Linked DNA regions of Homo sapiens: region 2 is linked to region 1. The links are chromatin contacts, found by Hi-C or POLR2A ChIA-PET in ENCODE. All regions are on one chromosome and are shown on one strand. Each heading gives the region's core, a stretch centred on a gene start or an enhancer-like site at or near the end of the contact. The rest is flanking DNA. Distances are from core to core; before and after follow the strand shown. Region 1 holds the start of NTNG1 (netrin G1). Region 2 overlaps VAV3 (vav guanine nucleotide exchange factor 3).

The links. Hi-C counts contacts between places; a loop is a spot of excess contacts on that map. ChIA-PET counts read pairs that join two places held with the same protein, here RNA polymerase II (POLR2A). Pooled maps may share reads with other maps.
Region 2: a loop to region 1 is called in a pooled map, with 3 times the contacts of the local background. The contact joins the enhancer-like site here to the promoter of NTNG1 in region 1. A Hi-C loop is called at or near these places in 6 of 168 maps with a recorded cell type or tissue (A673, Calu3, MCF 10A and 3 more) and 14 of 50 pooled maps. POLR2A ChIA-PET finds 5 or more read pairs at or near these places in 1 of 52 experiments (HEK293T).

What each region holds. Positions count from the first base shown.
Region 1 is chr1:107,139,459-107,146,123 of GRCh38, forward strand. NTNG1 (netrin G1) reads left to right here and starts at 1,581. Exons shown (of 8, transcript NM_001113226.3): 1 at 1,581-1,682. RefSeq lists an enhancer at 1,221-1,752 and silencers at 1,686-1,975, 1,996-2,275.
Region 2 is chr1:107,736,638-107,742,521 of GRCh38, forward strand. The region is part of intron 15 of VAV3 (vav guanine nucleotide exchange factor 3); the gene reads right to left. Among named protein-coding and RNA genes, the nearest start is that of MIR7852, 160 kb to the right of the region's middle. Within about 2 kb of position 2,679, at least 3 of the 41 ENCODE cell types and tissues checked have a DNase peak (open chromatin) inside an H3K27ac peak, as active enhancers do.

The DNA of each region.
Region 1 (6,665 bases), core at 331-2,830:
TGTTCAACCAAGAGGGTCTTGAAGTGAGTTGTTTCCCCCATCCACTTGGCTTTGCCTATTGCTTGCTCCCCCTTATATATATAGAAAAAAAAGGCCGATTTCTGTTTGGTTTTGAGAGGTTTGCAGATTTCTGAGATCAGAGCGTTTTCCCTGTTGCAATAGTCTTTCTTTCTAATGGAAGTCTCCCTATCTTATCTAAATTCGGATTTGTTTCTGTTTGACGTTAATGTGTAGCTAAGAGTGATCCCAGGTGAGTCTGAGCCCGCCTTGGTGGGGAATGAAGCCTGGAGCATCGGAGCATTTGTCTTTCTCTTAGAAAAGGCAAGGAAGCCTGAAATGCGCAGCTCTCCCTTGAACTTCAACTTTTTAAAGGGGAATGAATTTCTAAAGGAGGAGTTTCCAGTCTAGGGCTGTAGGGGCCTCCGGGCAAAGGAAGTGCTTGTTGAAAAACAACATTGTGATCACTTCCAGCGGCGAAGGGTGTGCTTGGGAACGGTTTGGGGAGGGGACAGAAGAGAGAGGGGTGGGATGGACGGCGGCAGAAGTGGGAGGTACACGAGGAGTTACTGGAAACGGCGCTTCTGTGGAGGAGCCGGGGGGGATGGGGAGTAGAGGGAGGGGGCCCTGTTGCCTCAGCGCCCCGAGGTCGTGGAGCGGCAGCAGCTGCAGCCGGAGCAGCACCAGCAACAGCAACAGCGAGCGGGACGGAGTTAGGACCGCTCGGAGCGCACAGGTCTCGAGGTAGTATAAGGTTTGCTATCCTTCCACTTGCTGGCAGTTGCAGAAGAAGATCTGCTTTTTAAGTGAAACGTACATGCCACCCCTCCGAGGGCTGCGGCTTCCCCGGGCTTGCTTCTTTGCCGCTCCTCTTTCCGGCTCTCGCGCTCACTCTTTAATTGGCACTGGCCCCTAAGTTTGCCAGGAGCTCGCTGCCCGCTCGGAGCAGGGTCCCGGCCGGGAGCCGCTGGTGGGGGCGGGGAGTCCGGGAGCCGCAATCCAGAAGCGTCGTGGGCCATGTATATTTCATCAAACGGACTTTGGGTGCGTCGCGTCTCACTGCCATCAGTGCTATGTGCAGTGACATTTCTGACTTGAGTGGAGGAATGCGCGAAGGAAACCCGGGCGAAATTGGTATTAGAGGATCTTCTTGGCGCCAATGCTAATTGTCCTGATTTATGCCCCTTCTGACTAAGCTCAACGTCTTCATCTGAAATAAAATGAAAGCGGTGCCAAGCGGCATAGAACCGCCTGGCCGCTGGTTCTGATCCCCGGGAACCAGAAAATCGTCCTGCGGCTTGAAAAAAAAAAAAAGAGGAAAAAAAAAAGAAATAGAAATAGAAAAAAGAAAAAATATCCCTCAGTAAAAGTTTAAGGCGAGAAGTGTCAGAGGCAGCGGAGCGAGGAGGCGCGGAGGAGAGCCGGCGAGCAGGGGACTGGGCTGGCACGACCTCCGAAGGCTGAGATCTCATTATTAATATCACTATATTTTTGGAGGGAGAGGCACCTTTCTCATCCTCTCTTCCTCTCCGCCCACCCTTACTCCCTCCCCCTCATCTACCTGTCAAAGTCACTGATCTTTTGCATTTCGGAAGAGGACGTCAACGGGAAGGAATTCCCCCTCTGGGTGCGGGCTCCGAGAGGGGGCGACTTGCAGGAGGCTCCCCCCGGGGGCGGAGGCGAAGGTAATTAAGCGGCGGGGAGTGGCGGGCCGGCGCTGGGTTCTCGGTCCTCGGGGTCCTCTCCCGCCGGCGGCCGGGCGCGATCGGAATCCCCGGGCTGCGGCGGTGGCGGCGGCTCGGGTCCTCACGCCCACCCCTCCCGCTCCGCCCGCTCCCGCCTGGGGAGGAGGCTCCGCGGGAGCTGCCGCCCTCCGCCCGTACGCCGCCCGCGGGCTCCGCTGCTGCGGCCGCCGCCCGAGGCGGACCAGGCTGGCTGCGCAGGGCCGCCGCCCCGCGCCGTCGGCTCGGCTCCCGCCCGGCGCAAGGGCAAACGAGCCACACGGTAAGTGCCTGCGGCTCGCCTCTCCTACTGCGACCCGAGCCTCTCGCCCGTGCCCCTCTCCCCCGGGTTTCCCCACCCCCCGCCGCCCCCCGCCCCACCCGCTGCGATGCACAGGCGGGAGGGAAGGCTCCGGGTGGGCGAGGAACTTTGTAAAGCGCCCCGAGGAGGCAGCGCGCGGAGCCCTACGCGCACACACAGCGGCACACGCTCACACCCACACACAAGTCTTCCCGGGGGTGCGCCCCGGGCCGGTGATGCGTCCTCTTGTTGTGTCCGGAGCCCAGGCGTGGGGTCTGAGCCTCCATCCGCCGACTGACAGGGGCCCCGCGCTCTCCCTCTCTCACGCACACCTGGCCACACACATCGCTCAGGCGGCTTGTCGTTATTTTTTCTTTCTTTCGCCAATTATATTTGTTTGGGGAAAAGCAAACAAAAAAAACAAAAAAACACTTGCCCTATTGCCGGCCTTGGGGATCTGGTGGCCACATCGAGAGCTTTTGAAGTCCCTTCTTTTAATCGCCTTTATTGGTGCTAGATTAAAACATTACTATCCCATGTTGTGCAGCTGGGGAGAAAGGGAAATTGAAAGAGGAAGACTTGGTGTAGGGATGCTGTTTGGAATATTCTCTCATATTCTTTACTGGCATCATATTAATCGGTTGATGGATTCGGCTAGGGACACTGAATTGCACTCCTGTATGGATCTGTGGATATCTATATATAATACAAATAATACTGAATATTATTGGGCCTAAAATAACCAATTAAGTGATTCATACAAGGAAAAACTTAGATATAAAAAGAAACTGCGCCCTCTGCTGTTAATTTTAGTACCCTCACCCGGGGACTTTTTTTTTTTTTCCTTCAGAAATCCACTTAAGAGTAGGCTGTCATCTTACAGGGCAAGGGAAGAAAATTCCTAGCGGGGATTTTAAAGCAACTTTACTTGGAAAAGTCGCAGGTTGAGCTCCTATAGTTGCATCAGGTACAGATTTCCAGTGAGTAGACGGTCCTCCTCTCTCACCCATTCTTCTCTTTATACAGGGAATAATGGAGCCACTCCTCATAACAAATTGTCAATCTTTGGAATGGAAAATTCTGAGTAAGATTCAGAACTCCACTAAACATATGGTGAATCTGGCAGTAGAATTGCTCTAGAAATAAGGCCCTGTTTTATGACTGAAAATACTAAAAGTTGTTTTATCTTACAGAAATGAAAAAAAAAAAAACCCAGGAAGATCTTCCATTAAAATCACTTATTCAGATATGCTTAGTAGTTAAGCTTGTTGGAAAGTTTTCCAAAAAATAATTTTTTTTTTTTTCAGGGGAGGCTTTTCTGTTTTGTTTGTCCCTTGAGGAGGATCTCTAGTGAGGGAATTAGCAATTCCACATTTCATTAAGTATTTTGAACTGTGTCACTTTGAATGCCTTACCCGCCTCCCTTTCTCTTTGGCAAAGGAAAAGCAGCTCAGTAACTGTCCAAGATTCTTTTTGAAGATAAGCAACTTTCGATTTTTCATTAAGATAAAATTTGGATCTCTGCATGTGGATCAACATGCAAGGAAAAATGTGCATCAAGTATTTCACATGTAATGTTGTTCCAGGGATATATTTTCTTTTCTGGATGCCGTGAAATGAGATATATTTCACCCACTGAAGACCACCATGAAGGCATTCAGGATTCTATATACTGCACTACTAATTTGGTGGTATTTCCTTACTGTGGAATTTAAGACGGATAATCTTAAAACTTTTGCATGGAAACAGTTTATTTGAACATAAAGCTGGTTTCCTGTTAATATTTTTGTTTTGTCAGTTTTCAATGGGTATATGTGTTAAAATGATTCAGGTTAGCCTTTTTAGGAGGAGGCAAATGTATTTTGCAGTTTCCTTTTGTATATTTGCAAGTGGTGCAAATACCTATTTTTGCTTCCATTATTATTCTGAAAAATATTCAGGTAATTTGTTTAAAAAGTTAAACCATTACACATTTATTTGATAGGATTTCTAAGTGTCATAAAAATTTGGAGAGTTTTAGTTACAAAGGCATCAAGTCACTTGGAAAAAAGAAAATTGGATTCAACTTTGAAAACCAATTATATGTTAACATTGAAATATATGTGTGTGAATTATATTGTATAGGAGATTATATTAGTAAAGTCTTAGGTTAGTATGAGATTTAGCATACTTTAAAAAATAATTTTATTTGCAGAATCCAAAGTTCTGTTTCAAAACTTCAGGTAGGTGTAGATTTTCTCATATATGCGTTTGAGACCTTAGATCTCTGAACTTCCCTGCATGAGAATTAAATATTTGTTTTTCATGTGGTAATTAAATTCCAGATTTCTTCTAGGCTTAACTGATTCTGAAATAGTTTTGGGTATTATCCCATCCTCAATCATCCTGCAAAACATGTGCTATCTAATTTCTTGAATCAGTCTTCTCTCAATGAAAATAGAGATCTTTCAATTACCACGGTGTGTTATTTGGGTTTATTAAGAATCTCATGATAGACAGTTGCTCATAATACCCAATCAAGTGTGAGTAAGCTATGCCAATGATGTTGCAGTACATATTAAATTCCTTATATTTTGAGAGACAGTTAACAAAAGGATAGAAGCATATGTTTTCCATTAAGTTGACTAGAAAATGCTTTCTTCAGAACAAATAGCTGCAAAGAGCATTGAATACATGTTAAAATATCTTATGTAATAAATTTCATTATGACTGTTGGAAGCTGCTAATTTTGATAGGTTATAATTTTGTATATCTTTATCTTTTTATATTTTCACTCAATGATCTATATAGTCAATTTTCCTTTTGTTCCTTCCCATTCAGAAACATGCATATTTATAAAATTCTTAATGTGAATGAGGAATGAGTCAATAGTTGTGTATTTCAGGTACCCCTGAAAAGCTGAATATTTATGAAAAAAATAGCTTACTACCACCATTCCCACCTGCTAGTGAGATTATATAATAAAATGAATGCTGAAAACCAGCTAGATTAGGAGATTTACTGATAATGTCTTCCTCTCAGTTGATGAAACTGGCAATTGCTTTTGGAATATAATTGCCTGTAATATTAACCATTATTACTTCCATGTAATATTTTGGGAGGCTTTTTTTTTCTGGTGAAAGAAAGGGCCTGTGAAAATGGCTTCTGCAAAATTAATCCAAGGTGGAAGGGAATTAGCTGCAGAATCCTGGACAAATACATGTTTTGTGTGTGCAAAGGCATTTTATAGCCCATTTTAGTCCTGATCAATAATCTCTATCAACTTGAGGGCCATGACTTAATTTTACCTTTTATTATTGGTTCTGCAAATTTATACACCGGAGGTCTATGGGGTACTCACAACCTATTAATGGGTATTTTTATCAAAGGAGACTTCTCAGTACTTTAGTTCCCAAGTAGAGGTGGTAGCATTTTTGATTACAGTGAGTTCCCAAGGTCTGCAAAGTGAAGAGGTAGAACTGGAGCTGCCCAGAGCTCTTATGAATCTGTTCTTATTTAGGTGATACGGACACCTGAGACAAATTTAAAGGCCACGTCACTTCACAATTAGTTCAGTTATGGGCCAGAAGGGATAGGTTTAGTATATTAAGTCCCCAAATATGTTATTCACTGTCCTTCTCATAATTGGTTTCCCTAGCTATTTGCTGTGATGACCTAGCTTTTAAGAAGCTATTGATAATTTTAACCTGTTTGAAAGCACAGCAGATAGACACAGTGCCATTAAATAGTGGAGGTTAAGTTGTAAATAATATTCTATTTTTACATCATTGTATTTTCTTTGAAAACTCTGTAATTATACTTTAATAACAAATTCCTGATTTTCAGAGGCTGCTTTTCCATTGTGTGTCATGGAAGTTCATAGATTTAATTTCTTACTAATTTGAAGTTAAGAGGATTTCCTTTGAAGTATATGTGACACTGAAAAGTAAGAAGACCCTGAAATGCAGGATACATAACAATAGTACAAATATAAAAATTAGAATGAAATCAAATAATTATGTTAAATAACAGCTTAGTGTCCCTCTGCTCCTGATCTGTAATACGCCGTGGTCAATATCTTTTTCTGTGTCAATGGGAGCTCATTAAATGTAAACTCTGCAGACTAACTGAGCCATGCCATATTAGTGCTTGCCAAAGCTTGACATTTTTAATACATTAATAATATGTCTGTAATGTAATGGAAAACTATTAATCACAACTGGTTATGTGCCAGAAATTTAAGCTATAATTGGCTGCCTCTTGTCAAGAATGTCTGTTGCACAGTCCTGCAACTGCCTAATATTCAAATATCTTGCACTCTTCTGCATTTTTCCTTGTCAGTTCTCTAAATTCGATCAATGGTGTAGTCCATAATTCTGTGTAATGACCATCATTATAATCCTGGTATACTTTAATGAGAATTCGTTATATTGGGATTGCTGTTGTGTCAGGAGATAGCAAAGGGTTCACATATATTTCCTTAGTGTTCAAATTTTTCCTGTACAAATGTATGGTCACCCTTTATTTTGTGGTTGCAGTAATGCAAAATGTGGTTGAGGACAGAGTAACCGAGAATAAATGGATGAGGAGAATATCATTTGTTGGTTAAAAAAGAAAGTGAAGACTAATCTCAGGAAGCACTCAAATATATTTAAAGTGGTATTTTC
Region 2 (5,884 bases), core at 1,429-3,928, 600 kb after region 1:
AACTTACAAGGGATGTGAAGGATGTCTTCAAGGAGAACTACAAACCACTGCTCAACGAAATAAAAGAAGACACAAACAAATGGAAGAACATTCCATGCTCATGGATAGGAAGAATCAATATCGTAAAAATGGCCATACTGCCCAAGGTAATTTATAGATTCAATGCCATCCCCATCCAGCTACCAATGACTTTCTTCACAGAATTAGAAAAAACTACTTTAAAGTTCATATGGAAACAAAAAAGAGCCCGCATTGCCAAGACAATCCTAAACAAAAAGAACAAAGCTGGAGGCATCACGCTAGCTGACTTCAAGCTATCCTACAAGGCTACAGTAACCAAAACAGCATGGTACTGGTACCAAAACAGAGATATAGACCAATGGAACAGAATAGAGGCCTCAGAAATAACACCACACATCTACAAACATCTGATCTTTGACAATCCTGACAAAAAGAAGAAATGGTGGAAGGATTCCCTATTTAATAAATGGTGCTGGGAAAACTGGCTAGCCATATGTAGAAAGCTGAAACTGGATCCCTTCCTTACACCTTATACAAAAATCAATTTAAGATGGATTAAAAGCATAAATGTTAGACCTAAAACCATAAAAACCCTAGAAGAAAACCTAGGCAATACCATTCAGGACATAGGCATGGGCAAGGACTTCATGTCTAAAACACCAAAAGCAATGGCAACAAAAGCCAAAATTGACAAATGGGATCCAATTAAACTAAAGAGCTTCTGCACAGCAAAAGAAACTGCCATCAGAGTGAACAGGCAACCTACAGAATGGAAGAAAATTTTTGCAATCTACCCATCTGACAAAGGACTAATATCCAGAATCTACAAAGAACTCAAACAAATTTACAAGAAAAAATCAAACAACCCATCAAAAAGTAGGCAAAGGATATGAACAGACACTTCTCAAAAGAAGACATTTATGCAGCCAACAGACACATGAAAAAATGCTCATCATCACTGGCCGTCAGAGAAATGCAAATCAAAACCACAATGAGATACCATCTCACACCAGTTAGAATGGCGATCATTAAAAAGTCAGGAAACAACAGGTGCTGGACAGGATGTGGAGAAATAGGAACACTTTTACACTGTTGGTGGGACTGTAAACTACTTCAACCATTGTGGAAGACAGTGTGGCGATTCCTCAATGATCTAGAACTAGAAATACCATTTGACCCAGCAATCCCATTACTGGGTATATACCCAAAGGATTATAAATCATGCTACTATAAAGACACATGCCCATGTATGTTTACTGTGGCACTACTCAAAATAGCAAAGACTTGGAACTAACCCAAATGTCCAACAATGATAGACTGGATTAAGAGAATGTGGCACATATTCACCATGGAATAACTGTGCAGCCATAAAAAAGGATGAGTTCATGTCCTTTGTAGGGACATGGATGAAGCTGGAGCCATCATTCTGAGCAAACTATTGCAAGGACAGAACACCAAACACCGCATGTTCTCACTCATAGGTGGGAATTGAACAATGAGAACACTTGGACGAAGGGTGGGGAACATCACACACTGGGGCCCATCTGGGGTGAGGGAATGGGGGAGGGATAGCATTAGGAGAAAAACCTAATGTAAATCATGAATTAATGGGTGCAGCAAACCAACATGGCACATGTATACATACGTAACAAACCTGCACGTTGTGCACATGTACCCTAGAACTTAAAGCATATTAAAAAAAAGAAAAGAAAAGAAAATATATTGTCTTTTTACAATGCAAACTTCACAAGAGAAGTGAACTTGTCTATCACTCTACCCCTAGTGTGTAAAACACTTCCTGGGCATGTATTGTGAAATGCACAATACATAGTCTTATTCAAAAATTGTTTCAAGTATGACTTCCTTGCCATCTCCCCAACTAGCCTGCTATTGTCTACTGCCCCATAAAGACAAAAAACTAAGTTTCTCCCATCGTTTCCATTGCAAGGATTGCCAGTTTCCAATCGCAGCTTATTTTGTGTTGTATAGCCCAAAGTAGTAATTCTTGTGATCTAATCATTTCTTATCAAGAAGCAGCCTAAAAATAGTACATGTCACACTAACTGTTAGGTTTAGACTTATAGGTTAAAGCTTGATTATTATCATAGAATTCACTGCAGTGGAGACTTTGTCATATACTTGGAGGAAACCATATACCAAGTTGACTTAGTACAACAAACAACTCCAAAACAATCTTACTCTTTGAGCAAATCTCTACACTACTCAGACAAGCCGGAGACAGTAGCACAGTAACCACCACTGTCAGGTTAAACTCTCTGGCTGTACTATTATTGTTCATTTAAAAAGAAAAAGAAAAAAACAACAACAGATGAAAGGCTCTGTTATAAAGCCTCAGGGAAACAAACACTAATTCAGCTTACTAATTTTATTTGCATTTAGTTTTAACCAGGGTAATGCTTATTTGCTGATGGAAATTTCGATATCATCCTTTGCTCTTCCTCCTGCCTGTGACTTCTCCTTCCTCATAAGCATGTTCAAGAATGCCAAGAAGTATCAAATACATATTAAACATAACCAGAGAAAAATGAGAGAGCTTGATCCTCACTAGGCAATAACAAAACAAGAATACTATTTAATATTTACTAATCCTTTGTCATGCATGAAATACTTTCGCATGTTTCCGGATCAAACAGGCTATTGAAAGACTCCATTTCATGACAGCTGTGATTTTTCTGAGCACTGTCCCGTGTCCTACTTCCTTTTATTGCTGCCAGTATAGTTCCCTATCCTGACTTAACTGCCAATTTTGAAAGGTTATAGACAATACATTAGATTCAGGGAGAGTTGAGCTGGCTTCAACTTGGGAGATTAATGTGAATAGGTCAGCACCATGAGACTCTCAGCACAGCCCAGAGGCAACTGATGGTGCCGGCATGGATTCTGCACCCATAAACAAATTCTTCACATTAAAAACTGGTCATGCAAGCATTTTAAGGAGGAAGAATGTGAGGTTTTTAGAGAAAATAATTTCTCAACAAAAAACAATCCAAAAGGGCTGACAAATATACAGACAGTTTATAGACATATTTTGGCCATTATGCCAGTAAGGCCTCCAGTTTCCAAACAGACACTGACGGGCTTTGGACACTAAGAAAATGCCAAAGCAGGTGACAAAATGTCATCCCCACATCCAGCTCATCCAGGAAGGCTCCCCCTCTGGCCAACTCTTGATACCACCACAGGCTTCCTCTACCCCTTCTGGTTTTCCTTAGTATGCCCTCCAGGGAGGAAATTTCAGAGTAAATAACAGGCACAAATGGTATTGCTGCTGGGAAGAAAATGCATCAAGAGCACAAAGAGCATCACTGATTAAACAATGCTTCTTGGCTGGGCATGGTGGCTCACGCCTGAAATCCCACCACTTTGGGAGGCCAAGATGTGCGGATCACCTGAGGTCAGAAGTTTGAGACCAGCCTGGCCAACATGGCAAAACCCTGTCTCTACTAAAAATACAAAAATTACCTGGGTGTGGTGTTGCGTGCCTATAATCACAGCTACTCAGGAGGCTGAGGCAGGAGAATCACTTGAACCCAGGAGGTGGAGGTTGCACTGAGCTGAGATCGCGCCACTGTACTCTAGGCTGGGCGACAGAGCAAGACTCCATCTCAAAAAAAAAAAAAAATGCTTCTTGTTGATATGGCTGACTACTGAATAGAGAAAAAGTTACTACATGGCTGCTACTGGCCTGGACTCCGTGGGACCTGTCCTTTTCAATAAACCATGTGATAAAACTTAATGAAACTAGAAATTGAATAGATACAGTCTGTTCTGTGAGCAGACATTTTTAATATTCAATTAGACAGTAAAATAATAATGACAAATATAGATAATTCATCCAGGTTTATAGTTTTTTTTGGTGGAGTTAAAAAACATTTTGGAGCTAAATCATCATGATAGCCTAAGCAGGAATCACTGATACTAAAAATAAAAGAAAAAAAAAATCACACTTCTACAAAAGGCCACAGCGTGGTTTCATTATAGCTGAGATCATTTTGTGGTAACATATATTAACTAATTCTCTAGGCCTAAGTCATCTTATTTGTGCTGTAGGACAGGGGTCACTAACTACAGCCCACGGGCCAAATACAACCACTAGTGTTTTACTGGAACATACCACACTCATTCATTTATGTGAATCTATGGCTGCATTCGTAGTTAACTATGACAGAATTGAGTAGCTCTGACAGATACCATATGGCCCACAAAGCCTAAACCATTTACTCTCTGGCCCCCTACAACAAAATGTTGCTGGCCCTTGTTCTAAGAGACGAAATTTGTTGTCTCAACAGAAACTTATTTAAACATTTGAGAAGATCCAAACAAACCTCCTGATGAAGAAAATGAAAAAGAGGAGAGAGGAGGGGACAGGAAGGGAAGAGAGGACTAGCAGTACTCATAGCGGTAGTAGTTGCTGTTTCTTAGGCCTGCTTTAGAACTCCGACAGCTTCATGCAGATACTGTAGGCATCTCCATCTGGGCAAAAATATTAACAAAGTGAATCTTTTAAATTTTCACATTTGAATGTCAAATTTGTTGCCAAACCTTTAATAATAGAAACATGGGTCTTTCAAAAATTAACAACAAAGACCAATTTCTTTTGAAACACTCACTGGAGAGCTTAATTTTGAATTGCTGGGTAACATGACATGGCTTTATTCCTCTAAATCCCAGGATGGGTGTGGGAGGCACTCTGTCCGGCCTGACTAGCCGCTCCCTGAAGGGGTGGTGAGGCAAGGGGTGCTGGTCCTCTGCAGGGAGCAGTGCAGGGTGGGGAGGGTCATGCTCCAGGTGCTGCTGAGGGTGTCAAAGACCAGTGAAACAGCCGAGGGAACACATGCATGACATAAGCCCCACTGTGACGCCTGTTGGCATTACAAAAAATAGACTGTGAATGGATTTCAGGTGGAAAATGGAAAAGGCATAGATCCTTTCTCCTGGGTCTGACAGGTGGGAAAATTAAAAAAATATATACACACACACAAAAACCAAAAAAGCCACAGTGAATCAAGAACATGGACAGAGAGAGAAATATGAGAATGTAGGTGGGCCTTGAGCACCTCAGACCCTAAAACTGGAATCTGGGCTAACCTCTGTCTACATCTCCAAGGAGCAAGGAGGCCCCAAATACCATATGACTTGCATATTTTCTACAATTTTCAATATACAAATGAGTGAGATCAGTGCTACTTAAATGACAGGCTAGATAAAATGAGAATTGCCCATCCTGCTTGGTTCCAAAAATTTTATCCAAGCAAGCCAGACTACTAGAAAGAAACATCTGGAAGGGCTAGCATCAGGTTAGGTGTCTATAAAAATGCCTTAGCAAAACTGCAATTACATAGTTGAAGGCTTACATAAAAGAGAAATACTCATCTATGGCATCAACTTCAAGAATATCAAAAAATCTAATGCTGCTGGTAGAGAACATGTTTTTCAATGTCTCCTACCTAAGGATCCACACTATATAGCCTTCTTACCATACAGGAAAAACTCTCTCCTCCAAAGGGCTGTTGTAATATTTTGCCACACAATAAGAATGCCACAACTCATCAAGTCTTTTTTTTTCCCACTTGTCTTGGTTGTCAGAAAACTTACAGAGTAAAATTTCAAATTTACAACAAAAATATGATACTGTGCTATGAAAGATCACGCATGTGAACAACAGGGACAAGATCCCTGCCCTCATGCAAGAAACAGACATTAAATAGGCAAACAGATCTAATGGCAACCCCATATTCCATGGGCCCAGACAGTTCAGCCTTGGGCCACTAAAGGTACACCAAAATAAACAAAAGATAATTTCATTCTTTACTTAGCATTTCAAAGAACATAAAGGAAAGAT